Regions from separate parts of the Homo sapiens genome. Here region 2 is linked to region 1. The links are chromatin loops, found by intact Hi-C in ENCODE. Cell type or tissue: endothelial cell of umbilical vein. All regions are shown on one strand. Each heading gives the region's core, and the rest is flanking DNA. Links, peaks and the distances in the headings are about the cores only.

What was found. Hi-C counts contacts between places; a loop is a spot of excess contacts. Peaks named below come from ENCODE experiments on the same cell type or tissue, not always from the same donor. Only the 100,000 strongest peaks of a DNase experiment are listed, where the experiment ranks them.
Region 2: it touches region 1 in a loop (4-fold over the local background); 5 of 110 quality-filtered maps call a loop at or near these places.

What each region holds. Positions count from the first base shown.
Region 1 is chr5:78,635,964-78,641,983 of GRCh38, forward strand. The region is part of intron 1 of LHFPL2 (LHFPL tetraspan subfamily member 2); the gene reads right to left. Among named protein-coding and RNA genes, the nearest start is that of LHFPL2, 9.8 kb to the right of the region's middle. In endothelial cell of umbilical vein, for the core only: no CTCF peak of the experiment used is centred there; DNase peaks (open chromatin) are centred at 2,638, 4,038 and 5,008; H3K27ac peaks cover 3,090 bases.
Region 2 is chr5:78,503,028-78,508,027 of GRCh38, forward strand. The region is part of intron 4 of LHFPL2 (LHFPL tetraspan subfamily member 2); the gene reads right to left. Among named protein-coding and RNA genes, the nearest start is that of LHFPL2, 140 kb to the right of the region's middle. RefSeq lists an enhancer at 1,843-2,351. In endothelial cell of umbilical vein, for the core only: no CTCF peak of the experiment used is centred there; a DNase peak (open chromatin) is centred at 2,094; H3K27ac peaks cover 1,507 bases.

The sequences.
Region 1 (6,020 bases), core at 449-5,448:
TCGTAAATTATATTAAAGTTCCCATCACACACACAGACACACACACACACACACACGCGCACACAAACACCAATTAAATGAATGGGAACAAGTTCTGCCTAGTGCCCTCCCAGGCATCCTGTGCTCTTCTTGAGCTGCCTGGACACCTGGTGCCTGAGGCTGCCGTCTGTGGCCCTGCCTCCTGCTCTGCCCTCCTTGAAGAGTGCCCCACACTCCACCCTATCAGAATCCACTCTTGCATACTCTGATCCTGAGAAGCATTCTATTAAGTTATTCCTGTTAACGTATAAATCACAAATGCATTGCCTGTCCTCTGTGTGCTTACACGTCTAATAAGAGGCTTAAAGGGAAACACTTCACCCAATTTCTCTAATGGTAGAATTGTAAGTACAACAGTAAGTGAATTCCACCTTTCGGGTAAGGAGCTACTTCTATATCCAGCTGATCCCCCCACACTGACCATTTCCTACTTCATTGGTTTCATAAGCTGACTTTGCCCCTAAGGTAAGGCTGAGATGGATCCTGCATCTTTAGGAATAGAGGTTAATTTTCATACAATTGTGGAAGGGCAAACTCCTTAACCTTCCAATTCACCTGGATCAGAATCAAGCTGGTCTGTGGAGGATGGGGCCCCTTCTTCATCCATTTCTGGTCATCCATTACTTAACAACGCTCATTATCTCCAGTGTCTGAACCAAAGTAGGAAAGAGTGGGAAAATCACTATCGAGACATTCTTAAAGACTTCTCTACAGAGGCCCAAAGCTTATGTAGTCCAGTATCTTTGAGCACTTAATAATCAGTGTCTGTAAAACCTTCCTAAAAATAAAGGCTTCACAGAACTGACTTCTTACACCATTAACAAAGGCCTCTCTGATTTGGCTCCATCCAAGATAAGAGCCTCTCTGTAAAAGCAAAAGCATGTATTAAGATAAAAAGTGAAGTGGATCCAATGGGACAGAAGACAGCCCTTCACAAGCAAGTATCTAGGAGGCCAAGAAATAAACAGGCAAGGGTGTCCCTCAGACATGGCCAATATCACAAGCTCAGACAGACAGGTTTCTAAACTGATACTCCTCTAAATTGGTTTTTCTAGAGCCTTCCTGATCATAAGAACCACCTAGAAGCTTTGTTTAAAAGACACAGATTCCCAGGACCCACTCCAGACCTATGAAGCCAAAACCCCGGGTAGGGTCTGGTCACATATGTCTAGCTAGCACCTTAGCAGAGTGTCAGGCAAGTTTCAGAAATAATGCTCCAAATGAAACAATAGGCAACCTTTTAAAAGCTTTGTAATCGCATAACCTTGAAGTTATAGGGTATGTGGGAAAATGCAGGTTTAATGGAAGGAAGTTAGAGCCTTCCTAATCTAGTTAAACTTATGGAATATAACCAACATGTAATGAGGAAATCATTTTAACTAGCTTGGGGGGAGGGGGGGAAGCCTTCCCCTATACCTTTACCATATCTCAACTGGAAGAGCTCATAACCTCCCTGCCCTAAAGGATTAAAGGCATCCCTGCACAGTGGCTCCCAACAGCTATTAAAGGCCCAAATGGAAGTGCCAGGGCTGAGGGCTCGCAGTCTCATCCTGATAGAGGCCAGCCCTAAGTAGCAGGTGACCAACTTCAAGTCAGACCTCACAGGCCCTCCTGGCATGCACGGTTCAGCCCTGACATTTCTCAGCCGCCAGATGCCTATTCCATAGTCTCTTTCATGCTCCAGTTTAATGTGAGGCCTTGCTATTCAAAGTGAGCTCCACGGGAGTAGCAGGGGAAGCATCACGGAGAGAGCTTGTTAGAGATACAGAATCCTAGGCCCTACCCAGCCCTGCTGTATCAGAGTCTGTATTTTAACAGGATTCCAGCCAATTCTTGGGCACAGTCAAGCTTGAGAAGCCCTCCTGATGGGGTAGGGACTTCTACCCACAACTCTGGAACATCAGCCTCCCCACTCGGGCACCAGCCTCTCAGAGGCCTTCCTCCCTCACACTGTTCACTCAAGTCTTGTCAGTGCTGGTTTGTCTTGGGGCCAGATCACCATCAGCAGGACCCAATGAATAGCTGACAACCCAAAGCCCAGTTTTTAGGAAGTTAAAAGGAGGCAATAAGGGCCGGGCGTGGTGGCTTACACCTGTAATCCTAGCATTTTGGGAGGCCGAGGCAGGTGGATCACGAGGTCAGGAGATTGAGACCATCCTGGCTAACATGGTGAAACCCCACCTCTACTAAAAATACAAAAAAATTAGCCAGGCATGGTAGCAGGCGCCTGTAGTCCCAGCTATTCGGGAGGCTGAGGCAGGAGAATGGTGTAACCAGGGAGGCGGGGCTTGCAGTGAGCCGAGATGGCACCACTGCACTCCAGCCTGGGTGACAGAGCGAGACACCGTCTCAAATAATAATAACAATAATAAATAATAAATTAAAAAACATAAAAAAGGAGGCAGTAAGTTCTGATTGTGTCTCACATTCTCATCTGGCTCTAACATCTGCCTCCCTTCGAGGGCAGGACTATAGACCTCGTGATCGTAAATCAGCAGAGACAATCCAAAGTCAAACAATACCATGGAATGCTGGCTCTTTGGTTCCAGCACAATGTTAATGAGGTCGAGGTCACGGGTATGATTAGCTTCCTCTGTATCTTGGCACAGACTCCAACCCTCTGCCCTCCGGCCGCCTGCAAAGGCTGACGCACCCTTGGTTACTAAGAGGACTGGAGGAGAATGACAAGGGGAGGCTAACAGAGCAGCACCAGTTAATGACTCAAAGAACCTGAGTGGCTGACGGGCTGCATGTATCAAAGAATGACTTGTGGCCCAGAGGGAAGGCTGACAAGACAGACGACCAGGTCAGAATTCAAAACTATCTGGACAGGCCAAACATGCCAGAACTGAGAAAGCTGAAATTTCACAAGAAGAAATGAAAGTCTCATGATCAAGGTTTCAAAAATCAAATATACACATCCCAAACTAGAGGAAATCTAATTGGATGGCAGTTATTAAGTTTTTAAAATTTTTTAAAACATTCAAGTTTTGTTGACCAATATGGATATTAAGAAAGCCAGAAGCCTCTTAGGACCAGAAGTCTAGTTTCCAGACCAAAAGGAGCAGTGGTTCTTGCCTAACATGGCTGGTCAGACTATCCTAAGAGGCCCCCCAGCCACCTGTCCACACAGGTGTACACACAAACTCTCACACCTTCCCACCACCACCACCATTGGGGTTCTTATTATTCAGTGTGGCCTCTTCACCCATACTGTCCCTGACTACAGCTCTTTTTGGCTTGGTAACATAGTGTAAACATTTCACACATCAGCTTAGTTCCCTCTCATGCTGCCCTTTCTTTACAATACACTTAAGCACAAGCTGGGAAAAACAAACAAACAAACAAACAAACAAAATGCATAAATAGTCAAGACAACCTAAGCACACCCACTTACCAAAAGGATTCAGATCAAAAATGACTTACAGTCACCAGTTTAAGCCGGCACACTATGCTACGAATTACAGCATGAATCCATGCAGAGTCAGTAATTAAGTCGGTAATTATGAGTTTTCACTGCAGAAGAACCCTGAAAGGCCCACTGTAAGAAGGAGCAAATGAAAGAGTATCTGTTTAGACATACCTCTCTAGAATGTAGAATCATCTTCTAAGAACGGACAGTTGGCCATTTTAAAAAAAAAACAAATGTGATTTTAGATTGTTTTTAAAGTTGTGAGCCATGTTTTTCTTACGTATCTATTTAATATACAAGTGTTAGTCATTTACAAATACAAAAACACTGCTTACTGGTAAGTTTGTAATTCCCAGACTATCCAGTCTGTTATTTTTAATTCAGAAAATGTGTTCTCTATGAGCAAGAGAAAGTTAATTTTTTAAGAAGTTATTTTGCCCTTAATAAGTGTGTGCCATGCACCACTTATCTGAAGATTGAATGAGGCTCCTGTGAATGCAATTACAGCCTTCCTTAAACAACTGGCTAAATGCCTTAAAACTAGAAAACATGTGAAATTCAGTCCAATTGCAGCCTGCCCCAGGAGAAAGGAAGCTTGAACTCCAGGTGCCCCGACAACACAGCACAGTGTGGAAAGAAAGAAAATGCTGAACAATAGAATCAGGAGAGGAAAAAGAGTCCCTCTTAATTTTCCGGGCATGTGGGGAGCTTGTTGCTAAAGAAATATTTAAGATCTCACTGCTGGTTAAGGTTCAACTGAACAGTGAAATTAAAAAACAAAAAAAAAATCAAACATGCCAGTACAGCACTTATTTAATTCAGTATTTCTTATCAATCAGGTTTATTTCAGTACTTCTTATCAATACAACAGAAACACCTCTCAAATCACACTTAAAATGTTTATGAAAACATACCAAACATACCCATTATAAGGGGTGGGGTCTTCCCTATCATTCAGAGGAAGCTGCCCCATTCTGGATTTGGGTTGCAACCCCCAGTCCTAGTTACATTCCTGCAGCCTTCCAGTATTTATAACTATATCAACAATGAGTAGGAACGTCAGTTCTGTTTAAAGACAGGAACTGCCTTACAAAGGATGCACCATGGATATCAAGCAATGTATGATGTTGTGACCAAAACCACTGATCCAGTTTTGTACAAAAACCAAAATACTTCCCCAGCTCTTTAGTTCTCATTTCAAAAAGTAACATACTACTTGTAGAAAATCTGAGAAACAGAAAAATAAAGAAAAAAAATTAGTCACTCATAGCCCCATTAAGATAACCAGTTAAAATTTTAGTCTCTGTCCTTCCAACCCTGTTAAGCAGGCAAGGATGAGGTGAGGTGTTATTGCTGGTTACACAGACTAACAATGATTAATCATCCCCACTGGACTTACCCTAAATCCACAGCAGTAAGAGGAGTAACGGTTGTGCCTGCAATTCAACAAGCATTCACTGGGGCCTGCTTGGCACACTCTCATTTATGCCACAAATGAATGAAATGCAAATTAACACCAGTAGCCCTTGAGGGCCATTTGGTAACCTCAAAAAAGAAGGTAGATAAACCTCATCCCTGGTGGACATGAAAACAAGAGTTAGTTATCCTAGTACAGAGAGTAGGAGAGCCTGGCCACCCTCTCTAAGGCAGGGAAGGAAATGTTTCAGAGGAAGGGTGTGCAAAGCAGTTGGAGATGAAGACCTGGGAACCACACACATGTGCAGCTGCCCATTAGCAATGCAAGGGTTCCTGGGAATCTGTGTGCTTTTAGGACCAGAGAGATTCAGCCCACAAGGGAAATGTTCTTAGTCCCACAAACAGGAAGAGCTTTAAAACTGTCAGAACACCCTAGTTTCCATACATCAACCTGGGCTACTATCATCCACCTATTACCCTTGTGCAGTCAAAGGCCAGACAACCTGGTTACGTCTAGTTGAACCATGCTCTGTGCTTAAGGCACAAGGAAAGAATTGTTTCTACTGCTGATGTCACCTCAGCGTTAAACATTGTTCATTATTAACCAGCTGAAATATTCTTCTTTCAAATACTATAACTGGGTGCAGGTTTCCTTGCTTATTTTTTTTTAAGGTGAAGAGTTGTGAAAGTTAGTTTGACTGAACTTCCAAAGTTCACCCCCAAGTAAATACCTTGGAAGTCTTAAATAAAGTTTGACAAAAATATTTGTAAAATAGTCTCCATAAAACCACTTAATCATTATAACATGTTATTAAATCAAAGTCAGAACAAACCCAGAAGAAAAATCCAAATACACTGAGGTTCTCCTTTCTGGACCTGCCAACTGTCAAAATCAAAGTTGGGTGTTTCTCCTGATCTAGCTGATTAAAGTTTAGGAAAATGTGCAGATAACACACCTTTTTAACCGTATTCAATATTTTGTAGACATACACAAAACTAGTTTACATTCTCAGCAAGTGAAGTTCATCTTACATTTTCTTAAATATATTTATTGTATTTAAGAAAATGTACAGTATACACACACACACACACACACACACACACACACATATATGCTCAAGCTGCTATAATAAAATACCATAGATTGGGTAGC
Region 2 (5,000 bases), core at 1-5,000, 130 kb before region 1:
TAAAGCTACTGGGAAGACCATCTACATAAATGAGCTCATAAATGTGGCTGACCGCGCTGTAGGACAGTTCTTCATAGAAGATGCAGATTATTTTTGAAGTGGCTTTATAGCTTAAAAGAATACCACCTTTGCATTAAGCCCCTACAACAGAGTGCCAGAACTGCTCATGTAAATATTCAGGGCCATGCTTAAATGATTATTTGTTAATGTAATTTGAATATAGATCATCCATGGCTCTGTGATAATTTATGTCGACAATTAAGTAGTTGCCATGGCAAACCACTTTTGCATTTTATTTGCATATCAACTGCTATATCAGAATTTTAAGAGAGTTTGCCATTTCCTTCCAGACTTTCCAACTCATTCTTTAAAAACAGGTCCCCGTCTTGGCCAGGTGCGGTGGCTCTGCCTGTAATCCCAGCACTCTGGGAGGCCGAGGCAGGTGGATCACCTGAGGTCAGGAGTACGAGACCAGCCTGGCCAACGTGGTGAAACCCCGTCTCTACTAAAAATACCAAAAATTAGCCAGGCATAGTGGCAGGTGCCTGTAATCCCAGCTACTCAGGAGGCTGAGACAAGAGAATCACTTGAACCTGGGAGGCAGAGGTTGCAGTGAGCCAAAATCGAGCCATTGCACTCCAGCCTGGGCAATAAGAGCGAAACTCCATCTCAAAAACAAACAAACAAACACAGGTCCCCATCTCTAGAGATACTAAATTAATACCTGCTTGGTCCACTTGCTTTTCAGCAGTCATTTTTTTATTTATGATATGGTTGAATTCTTCATTCCCTTTATATATTATTTATTTTATATTTCTTTTGCTTCTCTATGGTACAGTTTGTGAAATGATGACTCTCTAATACAGCCTGGAAGCAGAACTCAGCAAGTTGTAGACCTGCGTCTACAGGTCTCTGCACATAGTAGGCATCCAATACAAGTGCCTAGGACTGAAATTGAATTCTGACCTACCTTCTCATAACATGTCTGCATTTTTTTTACTTTTTACCAAGGGACTACTAAAGGCTGATGAATTAGGAAATGTGTCCTATCAGTGGTATTTTAAAACTGATTCAGACACGGAACTGTTGGACCTGACTTCTGGTGGAGCATCATCTGTCTGGACAGCCAGAAACCAAGAGCCTCCCTTTGGCAGCCAGAAGTCCTCAGGGCCTTGTGCTCACCAGGAACAAAAGGAAGGGCTGTTCCCTCTACTCTCCCCATGCCTCTTTGAGGGTGTTCTGAAGGTGGGCAACCAAGGTCACACCACCCCAGAGAAAGCCCGGTGACTTTTTCAGGAGAAAAATTCTGAGGCAGGGCTCCATGTGTGCCAGGCATCTCCGTCCATCTCCCTATGCTTCCCAAGCCCCTGTTCTGATTTCTCTCCTCTCAGTGGCTGACCTTGTCTTTTGGGCCTGAGAGTGAATGAGTAGGGCATGAGATCAGTCATGGGGTTGGGCTATGGTCATAACCTTGATGCTTAAGGTGATTTTTTACCCTGTGTAAAAAGCAGTAAGAATACCAAATCCTGGAGAGTGATCAGCTGCATTTCGTATGCCCACCCATACTTCCATGCATCAGATTTATGACAAAAGCAATTATATAAGCAGCAAAGGCAAAACCCCCACGTGTCTGTCTCTGCTTTTCCTTTTATTGCTTTTTTTCATGTTGTCCTCTTTCACCCTCAATCATTGCTCACTTCCAAGAAGGCTGAGCCTGCATACACCAGGCCCTTCACCGCCACTGCCAGCGCCATTCCCACGACCACACACCCTTCACCCCAGCCCTGCAGAGGCAGGGTTCAGCCCCAGGGCAATCTATCTGGTCAGACTGGTGGGGCAGCTTGCTAAGGCTGTCCTGCTGGACTGAGACCCATGCAGGCAGAGGGCTGGAGGGAGTAGAGTGTGAGAGCCAGCCCAGCATAAAGGGAAGACTGGAAGATAGCAGGCAGCTGGCCGGTGGCTCATGCTTATGGCAGTCCCTGTGGAATAGGCCCAGCCAGCACAAGTGAGCCAAATCCTGAGCTCAGTTTAATGGCTTCGGTCCCAAACCTGAGTCACTGGGGATTCCATGGACTTCTAAGAGAGCCCTACACGCATTTCCAAAAACAAACTGCTTGATGTTGTCATGGAAAACCTGGATCTTTGCATTCTATGGTTTCACGATGGATTACATCCAGGTCACAACCTAAGGAAGACAGCTGGCAAAAAGCCAACCCTGCTGGCTGATCACCCGGCTTTTGTAATGAATCCCAGAGGGATGCAAACTGATGTGTGTTGCTGCCTCTGCCAAGTCCTTGGACAAGTTCTCACCTCATGAAGACTAATCAACCTGTGATTTACTCCGCCAGGAGAATCTCAGAAGCCACCTGCAATCAACACTCAACGGCTAGAAGCTGCCTCCAGAAAGAGAAGGAATGGAAAATGTGTGTGTCAGGGGAAGGGGAGGGGGAGGAAGGAGCTCTGTTTTCTTGTCAATTTGACTGCTCTCTCCTGCCTTTTAAAAAAATGATCTGAGGACACCCCTGGTTACACCAAAGCCACAGGACTGCTGTGCACCCTGAGCTCCAACACAGGCAGGCTCTTAAGGACAGGGAAGGCCCCTACACACTGTATTTGTGTTTGATTGGAACAGAGTAAGGTCAATTCTAAAAGCTACAAGATATCCCTGTTCCGTAGAATGCAACAAATCCGGGAAACAAATAATATACTAAAACTTGCCAAGAAAGCAGAAATACTTTGATAATGATTCTATAGCTACCATTTATTATTTACTGTGTGTTAAGCACTATGCTTAAGCCTTTCTCATATATTATCTAACTTAATCCTCAGAACAGTCCTGAGGTATAAACCTATTGTTATGCCCATTTTACAAGTGAGAAAACTATGGTTCAGAAAAGTGAGGCAAATTGGTCCGTGTTTCACAGGCACATTCAGGTGAGGCCTGAACCCTCATTACTGAGTGAGTGCTGAATGTCAAGGACATGTGCACAGTATTTAGAAAGTATCAGCCGGGTGTCCACCTAATGGTGCCCTGAAGGCAGATCCTGCTATCTGGATTCACATAACAGGCAATGATTATATTTCATTACTGCTTAAGTTAGCCCAGAGTTTGGGATTTCCATTGAAGTAGCAGATTCTTTCACACCCAGTTTCTAAACTCAGAATATCAAGATTTTGATTATTTATGCTGTGTTTTTTTATAGACAGTGAAGGCTACACAAGCCTGTGGCCTATTTATATCTTAAAATTAGGTGTAGCAAAAGAATATGCTTACGATCATTTCTCATCCAGTCACATTTTTGCCAAAATGTAAGTTGTAAGAACAAACACAGCCTGAGTGTATTTCTAAAGAATCCTTTTGTTGCTCTGGCAACAGCCTCCTTTCTCACCATTTGTTTCAGTGTTGAAGAGATCCAGGGCTGAGGGAGAGGGGGCATAGGGAGAGAAAAGGCAGATGCTCCCAGCTGCAGCAAGTCCTTGCTGAGGCTGGGGCTGACCAGAGGCTATCACAGATTGGCCAACGGGAGAAAGCAAGCCAGCCCTTTCAGATGCCAGTATGGCAATGTCCTCAGCCACAGATTCAAGAACCACAGCTGCCCTTTACATTGGCTTGATGTGCATGATGAGACCTCCAATAGGGGAGAAAGTGCCCACTGAATCATGAGAAGGATAGCTCAGTCCCTCTTTTTTATGATTTTTTCTCTGAGGGGTGATGCTAGGCTGGAAGGAGAAAAGAAACCAGTTCTTTCCTGTATTTCAGCACTTAGTCTTAGATCAGTGGCTCCTAGACAGCAGTCAAACTATGCAGGAATCTCTGCCTTGTGCCAATTTAAAATTCTGAGTAATTTCAGAATTTTTGAGATGCTGCATAAGTAACAGGGGTAGGGAGGAAGTTAAAGCTTCCAGACTGGAAAGAGGCAGAAGATCAGCACCAGCCCTCAGCAGTGCTCCCACTTCTTTCTCCTCAACCTTCCTCCAAGAGACCTTGTGCAGAGAGAAAAGTCAGAAAAAACTCACTGGAGGCCAGGATCAGTGGCTCACACCTGTAATCCCAGCACTTTGGGAGGCGGAGGCAGGTGATCACTTGAGGTCAGGAGTTTGAGACCAGCCTGGCCAACATGATGAAATTCTGTCAATACTAAAAATACAAAAATTAGCCAGGCATGGTGGCAGGTGCCTGTCATCCCAGGTACTTGGGAGGCTGAGGCAGGAGAATCGCTTGAAACTGGGAGGTGGAGGTTGCAGTGAGCCAAGTTCCTGCCATTGCATTCCAAGCTGGGCAACAGAATGAGAATCTGTCTTAAAAAAAAAAAAGAAAAGAAAAAGAAAAAGAAAACTCACTGGAGTGTTCAAATAATACCTGAGAGCCATACTAATCTTTGTGCAATAATGAACACCTTGCCATTAATGTGATGCACACCAGAGTACCAAAATATGTTGGACTAATCCACACTCAGACATGGAATTCACTCAACTAACGCCTTATTATAAACTGCATGTAAACAGTCTTGAAGGATACCTATGCTTTGCTTCTGAATGACTGCCAAAGATAGGTTTAGTGTTATGGCCCAAGATGTCCCACCCCTTCCAGTAAATGGCCACTGGTTTGCTCGAAGGTAGTTAGATCACCATCAAGTTCCTCAGGATAAGAAGCACTCCTACATGACAAACCAGGAGTCTCATCTACATACCAGCAAATCAATAAAGCCCATAATAAAGGCATGAAATCATCAAGGATGTGCAAATACAACAGAGCGAGGGAAAACTAAACAGAAATCCTACTCTCTGGTCAACCAGGGCTCTTCAACAGGATTAATAATTAGTGTGTGCTGGCTTCCCTTGAGCTACATGTTTGACTCTTCAAAAGCCTTCAGTAATACTTCCCTGCAAAAGTTTTAAGATATACACATGCATACACACACACACACACACACACACACACACACACATGCCCCTGAGGCACCGTGTGTCCAAGGAGAATAAAGCAGGGATATTTCTCT